Linked DNA regions of Homo sapiens: region 2 is linked to region 1. A link is a contact called in ENCODE Hi-C data. All regions are on one chromosome and are shown on one strand. Each heading gives the region's core, a stretch centred on a gene start or an enhancer-like site at or near the end of the contact. The rest is flanking DNA. Distances are from core to core; before and after follow the strand shown.

Region 1 (5,694 bases), core at 2,652-5,151:
AAAGGTTTTTTTGTTTTGTTTTTTAAGGGATGGGGAAAACCCAACTTTGGACAGTGGGAGAGAAAAAAGTTGCTGCTGGAGGCTTTTAAACACACATAGAACAGGTTCATATTGTGCTAAAAATATGTTTATGTATTAAGTTGGTAGAATAATATGAAGAGTAGGTACCCAGAATGAAGACACAAAACCTAATGTGCTCAAATATCCTCTCTTGTTGTTTGAAAAGTTGTCTGGAGAGCAGTGCAAAGCCTCTTCTTCCTCATGGGCCTGACTTGTCTGCTGCCGTGCTGTCCTCAGCAGCGCCGTGGGGTGGTGACTAATTGCCCCCGTAAATCACCGAGCAGCACTGTGCTACTCCGTTTATTTTTCTGACAGTAATTTAGTGCTTGCTCTTTCCCACACTTGTCATTCCGTGTTTTTCCTCACATTAGAAGCCTGTAGAAAAAGGACAGTAATTAACGGTGCAATACATACTCATGGAAGCTCTTTCATCATATTGTGATAATTGTGCTCCTTGTCTGTCAAGGTAACCTCTCAGTTTCTAAGCTTCATGCAGCATTATTTGTCAACTTTAAACTGAGGATACCGTTTTGACTGGAACTGAGCTACTTCCAACCAGCTTTCCTATTTGTCCAAAGAGGAGATCATTTATATTTTAGGCAATGTGTCAAAAATTTTAGCCTGATCCGCACAATAAGACGAAAGAGTCATAAAAAAGATACACTTGGGTTCTTCATTATTGGTGGGTTCTGAGGATGCGGGATTAGGAGTGTTAGGGGGATGCAGAGAGAGAGGGTGCGCATTCTGAGACTTTCCAGAGCAACCACCAAATATCTCATGCTCTCTAGCTTAAAAAGAAAGGGACCCTTTCTCTAATGCCAATGCCGAAATTTCCTTCCAGCTTGCTCTTTTGAATAATCAAAATAATTTCCAAAGTTCTTTTGGACCCGGGTGATGCCAGCACCCAATTTCAATCAGACACACAGTCGAGAAGCAAGGGACTGAGGAGCTCAGCAAGAGATGGGGATCTCTGTGCCAACAACCAACTACAAACAAAAGCTTTCTGCAGCATTTCCCTGGGATTGTATGAAAATGTTACAGCTCTTTGTAGTTTCAGGGGCTTCAGGGAATAATTAATCGACACAAAATCTGAAGCCCTACTAAAGTTATACCTCTCCATCTGTAAATCTGCTAAATGGAATGAATTCTTTTAGAACTGCTTCCTATGCTTCAAATGTCTGAAAAAAATAAAAAGCTAGCTTCCTACTTTCCTGCCACAAGGTTAACTTAATAGTAAGATATCAGGGAAATATTTTTTGAAGCTATTTCAGATTTTATTGAGGCTTTTTGACTGCTCCGCACCTTTCAGTCAGCTTTTTTTTTTGGCACTTGTACTGTTTTTTAATATCTTTCTCCCACTGTCATAGACAGAGGCTAATGGGATGTGTGGTCAAGATTTTGGGATCCATCAATGCCTCTGTCTAAAATTAGCATGGACCCAATACATCAGCTGCCAGAGCTGTCACAATCTCTAGTCTCTGATCTTCATTATATACTTCTCTGGTGCTACCTGTCTTTTCTCTAGACGGAAAACTACAGGCCCAGCCAGCCCTGACAAAGGGGTCCACCACACCCTTCAATGTCATACTCCACCAGAAAGCCATCCAGAAGCTTCCCCCAGAAATGTGGTTAAAAAAATAAACATCATTCCTGCTGTTCCTTAACATGGTTCTCTCCAGAGAAGGCAGTGTCTCTCCACAAAGGCTTTTCAGTGGGAATTAGTCTATTAAAAACTATTAACATAATTAGGAATCTCCTGCCCTTGTAACTACAGAGACCCAAGCCTTGATTATTCATGCTCCCGTCATTGTTATCGGGGTCTCCTCATCTCATTTACACTGCATGACCTCCCCTGCTCACTGGGAGCTGGGTCTCTGTGCTTATGAGGGTTGCTTGTTTCTTTTTTCGCAGAGATTATATCAGTAACTGCTAAGAAGGTCATGATAAAATGAAAAGAGTAAACCAGGGATACAGCTGGGGACTTTCCTGTTCTTTTCCTTCCCCTGATTAGCAAATCAAAGCTGCCTGAATGATTCACACTTTTCACCTGATTTTTGTCCTTTTCACTAATCATGTAGCAATTTTCTCTTGACTGACAGTTTTCTTTATAATTGGCCCTGATCTAGTAGGGTTCTAATAACCAGAAAATCCCCTCTGTGGGTCCAAAGGCTCTGGCGAATCGTCTCTCTTCTTTCCCTGGGCCATCTGTGGGCTGTGGCAAGCCACGTTTGTGGGAATAGAAGCTGCCTAATCTAAATGTTCAATAATGGTGTGAATATTCTATGAGGAGTGGAGTTAAGGACTTGAGGTAGCAGATTCTAATTACTGTTCATTTGCCAGAGTATCAAAGCCTAATTACTGTTCATTTTATGCTCCTGAGGAAAGGCGAAGTCAAAGCAGGGTTGTGCAGCCGCCCCCAGAGATCCCCAGTAAGCCTTTATCTGTCTTTCTGTTTAAATAGGTTGAGTGTTAGTATGTTAAATTACATCCTAGAAGCAAACAGATTCCACAAACAAACACCGTGATCTATGTTCTAAATAAAGAGTAGATGGCATTTGTAATACCTGGTTTATGCCTTCGCTCCTCTTTTCTGATTTATCTTTTTAATACGAGCAATAAATATCTGGGAGAAATTTAGTGAGCCATCCCTTTTCAGGCGGCAGTTCATCTTTGAAAGGATTTTCTCACCTCCTTCAACGGAAGTTTCCGCAGTCGCTATCTGCCACCTATTTGACAATTTCTGTCACCAATTAGCAACTAAATCAACATCAGCAAAAAACAAAAAGTGAAGATGCTTACAGTGCCTGGCTGCGTGTGTGCGGGCAGAGGCCCCACGCGAGAGGCTGGGGCTGCGGTGGGCGGCGTGTCTGTGGCGCACCCCTCTCTCCTGCACACACGGCTCTTGTTCGCGTGCGTACCCATGAGTGTGCTTCCCTATATATTTCTGCATGTATACATGCGTACATATTTCCTCCACCACATTAGGAGGCATCATATTGTTATCAATTCGCCGCAGCGCTCAGCAATAGATCAATGTGCCTGCCTTCGCAGGGAGGGATTGATGGGCCGGATTGAATTGTCTAGCTTTTCCTATCAAGAAGTTTGTCAGGTAATCTGCTGGCTGCAGTGTGAATTTACAAGCTGCAGACAACAACCTAATGAGGGAGCCAAGCTGTTAGGCGGGCTGCTCGCTCCATGATGAGATGCTAAATGAAAAGCTGGTGCGACACACGCAGTTTGTTATCATTCAATCTGCTTGAAACCGCAAACTGGTCATTATCCAGCCATTATTTTAGTTGATTTACAATCGCAGTGGATGAAGCAATTGCTGTGGCTTGTTCAATCCCCTGGCGGGAAGATGGGAACCAGCTTGTAATTTGCATTTACACGATCTGACTGAGCAGCTTATTAGATCTGGATATTTATTTTCCACTTAACCGATGTTTGATTACACTTTAATAAAGTACAAGAAAACTGTCTGGCTGCCTGCGTCTGATTGATCCTGCCGGGTGGTTTCTCTGGGATTTTTCGTAATGAAACAAGAGAGACCAGGGATGATGCATCTTAAGAAAGTGACAAAAACAGTTGACTATTACTCAGACGGGCTTTCGAGCAACGCGAGGAGCCGGCGCCGAGAGGCGCGAAGGCCCCGGCTCCTCAGCTCCAGGCCGCAGAAGCCCCAGGGCAGAGCCTAGACCAGCCCGGCGCCCCCACGGGTTGGGCCCACTTTCAAGCGGCGCCCGCGAGGAGCTCAGACAACGTCCAGCAGGAGGCTGAGAGGGGCGAGCCCACGGGGCTGGCCGGGAGAGGACCCTCGAGCGCGAGCGAGTGGCCTCGAGGCAGACGAGGAGCAACCCCCAAACCCCGAGCCCCAGGCCACCGAGCGCAGGAACTGGGGAGGAGGAGCGGTTTTCGCCCCTGGGGGCGTTTAGTCAGAAATGTTAGGAGAAGGTGCCTGAGGGAGGGGCCGCCAGTCGCAGCGGAGACTCCCCGTCCCCTCTCACCTCAGGGCTTCGGCGTTGGGGTCCGGCCTACAATCTCTTCTTCTGCCCAAGCGAAATCCAGGGGAGTGACACTGGAGGCGTCTGCACCCACAGGGCAGTGACGCGGGCCTCGACTGGGGAAAAGGGCGGAAGGGCTGAGTCCCTTTCCCTATTCCACCCATTTCCCGAGTATCTACCTCAGGGTTAGCCAGCGGCCCCCCAGCGCTTAGGCCAGCCTCGAGGGCAAAAGGCAACCCCACCCAGGCCGGTGAGGCGCGTCTTCGGGCGACGCCACCATCCAGGGTCCGCGGCCGCAGGGAGAACTCGCCTCCCCGCCCCGGCACGGGCACTGTCTGCGGCCACGTGCCCCGGAGGTCGCGGCCCAACCAGCCCCGCCGACTTGTTCCGCTTTCGCCCCAGCCCCCGGCGGGGCGGGGTGGACGGCATCCAGATCGGGATCCTGAACGCCCAGCGGGGCCGGGATCGCCTCCTCTCAGATGATCAGCCAGCGTCCCAAAACCGCTGTCGCGTCCCCTTGGTGTCTGGGTTGGGGTGGGAGAAGGCAGTCCAGGAAGAAGATACTCGTCTTTGGCCAAAAGCCGATTGAGCGGAAGTGAGAGAGACCGGGATTTGATATCAACTACCCGCAAGCCCCCCCACTCCAGGCCCCCTGATTGTTATGAAATGGGCCGGCAGGGTGCCCACTAGAAATCTAAATTACCCTTCCTCACTGGTGCCTGGAGTAGTCCTTTGGCCGCGCAGTAAACTAATGTTGCTTGCTTTCTCCTCCACCTTCCCTCATCAGTGTTTTCTCCAGATCTTACATAATGCTTAACCCAGTTGTTCTGACCTAAAATTAAAACATATCCCTTAACAGTGTTCCCAGACAAGGGTAACTATAGAAATTCTGCCTGGAAATAATGCCCTTTAGACTGAGGCTGTTACCTATACAAGTTGCTTTCCTGCTACTTCCTTCTGGAACAAGATGAAAATCCCCCAATAGAAGCCTGAAGTGACGGAAACTATTACTTCTATGCTGTTTAGTGCGAGGGAGAACAATAACAACAACAACAAAAATACTTCAACCCCCCCCCCCCAATTTTAAATTTTCTGATAACTTTGAACACCTTGGCATTTTAAAGATCCAGGTGGCATTTTATCGATAAGAGTTGTAATTGATACGAAATTTTACAAGTTCATTTCACCTTAACTGTCAATTGAGTTTATTTTCCTTAACCAAACAAGCCATTTCCTTAAGGTCATTTAAAACTGAATTTCTTTCCAGCACGCACCATATAGTTTGCTCATCCCTGTCTTGTTAAGGGACACCTAAAAAACAAATACTATTACATATGTGTGCATATTACAATCATGAGGCAGTATTTCAAATTAGCACTTTATTCAACTAAGGTGAGAGGGGTTTTGTTTTCATAAAATTGATTAACAAAATATGTTCTTACATATAGATAGCTTTTCTGAGATTAAGTACATTTTCAGTGAAATAAGCACGGACTGACTGAGGCTGCCTGGTGGCAGTAAGATTGTGGAGGAAAAGAGACAGTATTGTCAATGTATGTAATTTTCACCCTGAACACGGTGTGTTTGTTTTTTAATTTTCAATCCTCGTCCTACATTTGCCAAGACATCCACC
Region 2 (5,418 bases), core at 1,653-4,152, 120 kb after region 1:
TTCCTTAAAAAGATCAACAAGATTGACAAAGGAATTGACAACAACAACAAAAGAGAGAAGAACACAAGTGAAAAATCAGGAATAGAAGTGGGGGAACACTGGTACCAACCTTAAAAATTAAAAGAATTATAACAGAATACTATGAATAACTGGATGCCAAAAAATTGGATAATCTAGATGAAACAGAAAAATTCCTAGAAACACAGAAATTACCAAAATGAAGTCAAGAAGAAATAGAAAATCTGAACAGACCTAGTACAAGTAAAGAGAATGAACTAATAATCAAAAACCTCCCCAAATGGAAAAATCCAGGACTATGCGGTTTCACTGGTAAATTCTATGAAACAAAATTAACACTAATTATTCTCAAATTCTTTCAGAAATGGAAGATGAGACAACACTTCCTAACACATTCTAAGCAGCCAGCATTACCCTAATACCAAAGCCAAAGATACTCAAAGAAAACTACAAATATCCATTATGAAAACAGACACCAAAATCCTCAACAACTTACTAGCAAACTGAAACCAACAGCATATTAAAAGTATCATATAACATAACCAAGTGGGATTTACCCCAGGAATGCCAGGGTAGTTCAACATAAGAAATGCAATCAATGTAACATATCACATTAATAGAACAAAGAAAAAACACTACATGATCATCTCAATGGATGCAGAAAAAGCATTTGACAAAATTCAACACTGTTTCATGAAAAAAGCAAAACACTCAGCAAATGAGTAATAAAAGGAAATGTCCTCAACATGACAAAGAGCATAAAAACCCATAACAAACATCATACTCAATGGTGAGAGACAAGTTTTTCCCCTAATATCAGTAAAGAGACAAGGCTACCACTTTTACCACTGCCATTCAACACTGTACTAAAAGTCAGTCAGAGCAATTATGTAAGAAAAATAAATAAAAGGCATCCAAATTGGAAAAGAAGAAGTCAAACTATCTCTATTTGTGAATGACATAATTCTATTCATAGAAAATTCCTTAGCATCCACAAAAAAACTACTAGAGCTAATAAACAAATAAAGCAAATTTGCAAGCACAACAGCAACATGCAAAAATCAGTTGTGCTTCTATATACCAGCAACGAATGATCCAAAAAGAAAATTAAGAAAATAAATCCATTTGCAATAGCATCAAAAATTAAAAAATAACCAGAAGAATAAGTGTAACCTCATGACCAGCCTGGCCAACAGCGAGAAACCCTGTCTCTACTAAAAATAAAAACTAGCTGGGCGTGGTAGTGGGCACCTGTAATCCCAGCTACTCAGGAGGCTGAGGTTGCAGTAAGCTGAAATCGCACCACTGCACCCCAACCTGGGCGACAAAAGCAAAACTCCTAAAAAAAAAAAAAAAAAAAAAAAAAGAATAAATGTAACCAAGAAAGTAAAAGACTTGTGCGCTAAAAACTACAAAACATTGCTAGAAAAACTTAAAGGCTTAATTAAATGGAAACACATCTATGTTCATGGATTTCAAGACTTAGTATTGTTAAGATGGCAAAATTCCCCCAAAGTGATCCCAGATTCAACTCTATCCCTATCAAAATTCTAAAGGCCTTTTTGCAGGATTGTAAAAGCTTATCCTCAAACTCATATGGAACTGAACGAGTCCCTGAACAACAAAAACAGTACCGAGAAAGAAAAAGAAGGAGTACTCACACTCCCTGATTTCAGAACACTGATTACAAAACTATAGTAATCAATGTGGCAGTAGAAGCAGGGTAGACATACAGATCAATGGAATAGATTTAAGAGTCCAGAAATAAGCCCAATCGTCTATGGCCAATTCATTTCCAACAAAGTGCCAAGACCATTCAATGGGGAAAAGAACAGTCTTCTCAACAAATGGTACTGGGACAACTGGATAACCACGTGCAAAAGAATGAAGTTGGAAGCCTGTCTCACACCAGGTACAGAAACTAAATCAAAATGGACCAACAATCTGAATATAAAAGCTAAATTTGTAAAGCTCTCAGAAGGCATGGGTTGGATCCTCATGACTCTTGATTTGGCAATGGATTCTTTGACATCAAAAGCACGAACAGCAAAAAACAAAACAAACAAAAAACAGAAATTGAACTTTATCAAAATAAAAATCCTTTGTTTATCAACAGGTATTATTGAATATATTTGAAATATATTAATATCCAGAACACATAAAAAACTCAACAACAAAAAGACAACCTAATTTTTTAAATGAGCAAAGGACGTGAACAGATATTTCTCAAAAAAAGATATATAAATGACCAAGCCCATAAAAAGACGTTCAACATCGTGGTCATTAAAGAAATGCAAATCAATACTACAATAATACCACTTCATAACCATTAGAATAGCTTTAATAAACAAACGAAAAAACCAAAACTAACAATTACTGACATTGATGTAGAGAAACAGAGACCCTCATACACTGCTGGTGGGATAATAAGTATGGATAATAAGTTTGGCAGTTCCTAAAAGAGTTGAGCTAGATTACCATATGATCCAGCTATTCAATGCCTAGATATACATCCAGGAGAAATGTAAACTCATGTCCACAGAAAAACTTGTACACATATGTTTATAGCACTGTATTCATAAAAGTGAAATAGTAAAAATAACTCAAATATTCATTAAGGAATAATATGTAAATTGCGGTATATCCATACAATAGAATATTATTTAGCCACATAAAGAAATGAAGCACATGCTACAACTTGCCAAGTAAAAGAAGCCAGACACAAAAAGTCACATATTCTATGGTTTCTTTCATATGAAATATCCAGAACAGGCAAATATATAGAGACAGAAAGTAAAGGTTACTTTACCAGGTGATGGAAGGGGGCAAATAGAAAGTGATTACGTAATGAATACGCAGTGTTTTTATGGGGTGATGAAACACTTTAGAAACTAGAGAGCTAGTGGTTGCACAACAGTGTAAATACAGTAGTCCCTCATCTACAGTTTTACTTTTCACAGTTTCAGTTACCTGAAGTCAACCACAGTCCAAAAATATTAAATGGAAAATTCAGAAATAAGCAAGTTACAGGTTTTAAATTGCTATTCTACGGAGCTTGATGACATCTTGCACCATCCCACTCAGAGGGATATAAATAATCCCTTTGTCCAGTGTATATGTTCTCCACCCATTAGTCACTTAGTAATCATCTTGGTTATCAGATTGACTGTCATGATATTGCAGTACTTTTGTTCAAGAACCTTTATTTCACTTAATAATGGTCCCAAAGCACAAAAGTAGTGATACTGGCAATTCAGATATGTCAAAGAGAAGCTGTAAGCCGTTTCCTTTACATAAAAAGGTGAAAGTTCTCAATAAGAAGAGAAAAAAAATGCTAAGGTTGCTAAGATCTACGTAAGAACAAATCTTCTACTCGCTGAATTGGTAAGAAGGAAAAAGAAATTTGTGCAAGTTTTCCTGTTGCACCTCAAGCTGCAAAAGTTATGAACGTGGTGCATTTTAAGAGCTTAGGTAAAACAGAAAAGGCATTAAATGTATGGGTGAAAGACATGAACAGAAACGTGTCTGACTGACAGCAATAAGGTTTGGTACGACCTGCAGTTTCAGACATCCTCTGGCAGTCTTCAAATGTACACTCTATGGATAAAGAGGGACTACTGTTCACTAAATACCAATGAATTGTACACTAAAAATGGTTAATCGTATGTAATGTGAATTTTACCTCTGTTTAAAGAAAGCCAATCATAAAATGTCCCATGTCCTGACGACACCCAATCTAGGACACATTTCCACTTCCTTAGACCCTCTCCAAACTACTCAACCAAAGCCCAAATCCTGTAATAGGTTCCTTCTAATATCCTCTTAGTAAGACACCCTAAAGCTCCCTTTAGTGTGTGATCTCCCTCATTGCAACAAGTAAAAAATGTGCTCAACTACAGGTGTTCTTGCTAGTCTTTTTGGATGGAGGACATTGACAAGACTAACAATTTCTCAACAGAAACAGAAGGCAGAGAAAACAAAGGAGTAACATCCTCATTAAAAGAAAATAACTGCCAACTCAGAATCCTAAACAAGAATCATCCAAAAGTGAGGGTGAAATACAGAACATGACCAGACAACAAAAATGAAGAGAATTTCTCACTACAGACCTACACTAAAGGGTACAATAGAAAGTGTTCTTCAAAAACAGAAAATGGTCACAGATGAAGAAATGAAGATGGAGGAAAGAATAAAAAGCGATACAAGTGGTAAATATGTAGGTAAATCTATATAGCAAAACGATGATGACGTTTCATGGTGGCTAAAATATATATGGAATTTAAAAACACAAGAGTATAGTGGCAAATAAGTTGAGTAAGGGGTACAGTATGGAAGGAAATGAATAGGATTAAAGTGTCTTAGGTTTCTTGCACTGTCTGCAAAAACAAAACAATTAAATTAACAAATTATCAATCTAATCTAATTTACTTAATTTATTAACAGTTTGATTAAATTAGGTCAAGGGTGCATGCTGTGATCTCTAGGACATGAGGTCTGAAAAGTGTGAGTTGTGGGGCCCAGGGGGCATCCCTAAGACCTTATTAGAGGATCTTCAATAAACAAAACTATTTTCATAATAATACTAACACCTTATTTGCCTTTTCACTGCCATTCTCTCACAAGTGTACAATGGAGTTTTCCAGAGGCTATATAAAGTATGATATCTGAACTGAAGCAAGTATAAGAATCCAACTGTCTTCTATTAAGTGAGACATTAAAGAGATTTTTAAAACATGTAAAACAATGGTACTCTTCTCACTAAATTTTGTTCTGGAATGTATATTTTTCTCAAAATGCTGTTATTTATGTTAACATGTAATGGAATATTATTATATTAAAATAAACTTATAAACATTTAAAATTTGTTTAATTTCAAAAGCAGTAAATATTGTTCTCAACTGGAATCAATACACTTGGAAATGTCTAGAGACATTTTGGCTGTCACACTGGGTAAGTACTACTGGCATCTAGTGAATAGAGGCTAGGTAAAAACTTATGATGCACAGATAGTCTCCATCCAGATAGTCCACTGAACAGAAAATTATCTGGCCCAAAATGTCAATTGTGCCAAGGCTGAGAAACAATCTTGATAAAAGCAACAAATAACCTGACATAATCATATAAATAAAAGTTATTTTAAAAAGTTCAAAGGGATCCTGAGAAGAAAGAATTTCAGTCTGAGTGAGCTAAATAAATGGATAATTTGCCACTCATGAACTATAAGACCTAATATCATAAAGATGTTAACTGTATCTCAATGAATAGATTCAATTTTATATAACTGATATGAATAAAAATTTATGGAAAGCAATGAAACAAGAACAAGGTAGGCCTTAGTGGATATAAAGACATTATTATTATTATTATTATGCCATGTAATTAAAACACCATAGTGTTGGT

Evidence for each region. A loop is a pair of places that touch in the nucleus more often than their neighbours do. Pooled maps may share reads with other maps.
Region 2: a pooled map shows a loop between it and region 1 (2.7-fold over the local background). The contact joins the enhancer-like site here to the promoter of LINC02788 in region 1. A Hi-C loop is called at or near these places in 4 of 37 single-sample maps with no recorded cell type and 6 of 50 pooled maps.

What each region holds. Positions count from the first base shown.
Region 1 is chr1:90,831,762-90,837,455 of GRCh38, forward strand. LINC02788 (long intergenic non-protein coding RNA 2788) reads left to right here and starts at 3,902. Exons shown (of 4, transcript NR_186594.1): 1 at 3,902-4,158. The region is part of intron 1 of LINC02609 (long intergenic non-protein coding RNA 2609); the gene reads right to left. RefSeq lists an enhancer at 2,999-3,638.
Region 2 is chr1:90,956,874-90,962,291 of GRCh38, forward strand. All of the region lies in intron 2 of ZNF644 (zinc finger protein 644), which reads right to left. Among named protein-coding and RNA genes, the nearest start is that of ZNF644, 62 kb to the right of the region's middle. Within about 2 kb of position 2,903, at least 2 of the 41 ENCODE cell types and tissues checked have a DNase peak (open chromatin) inside an H3K27ac peak, as active enhancers do.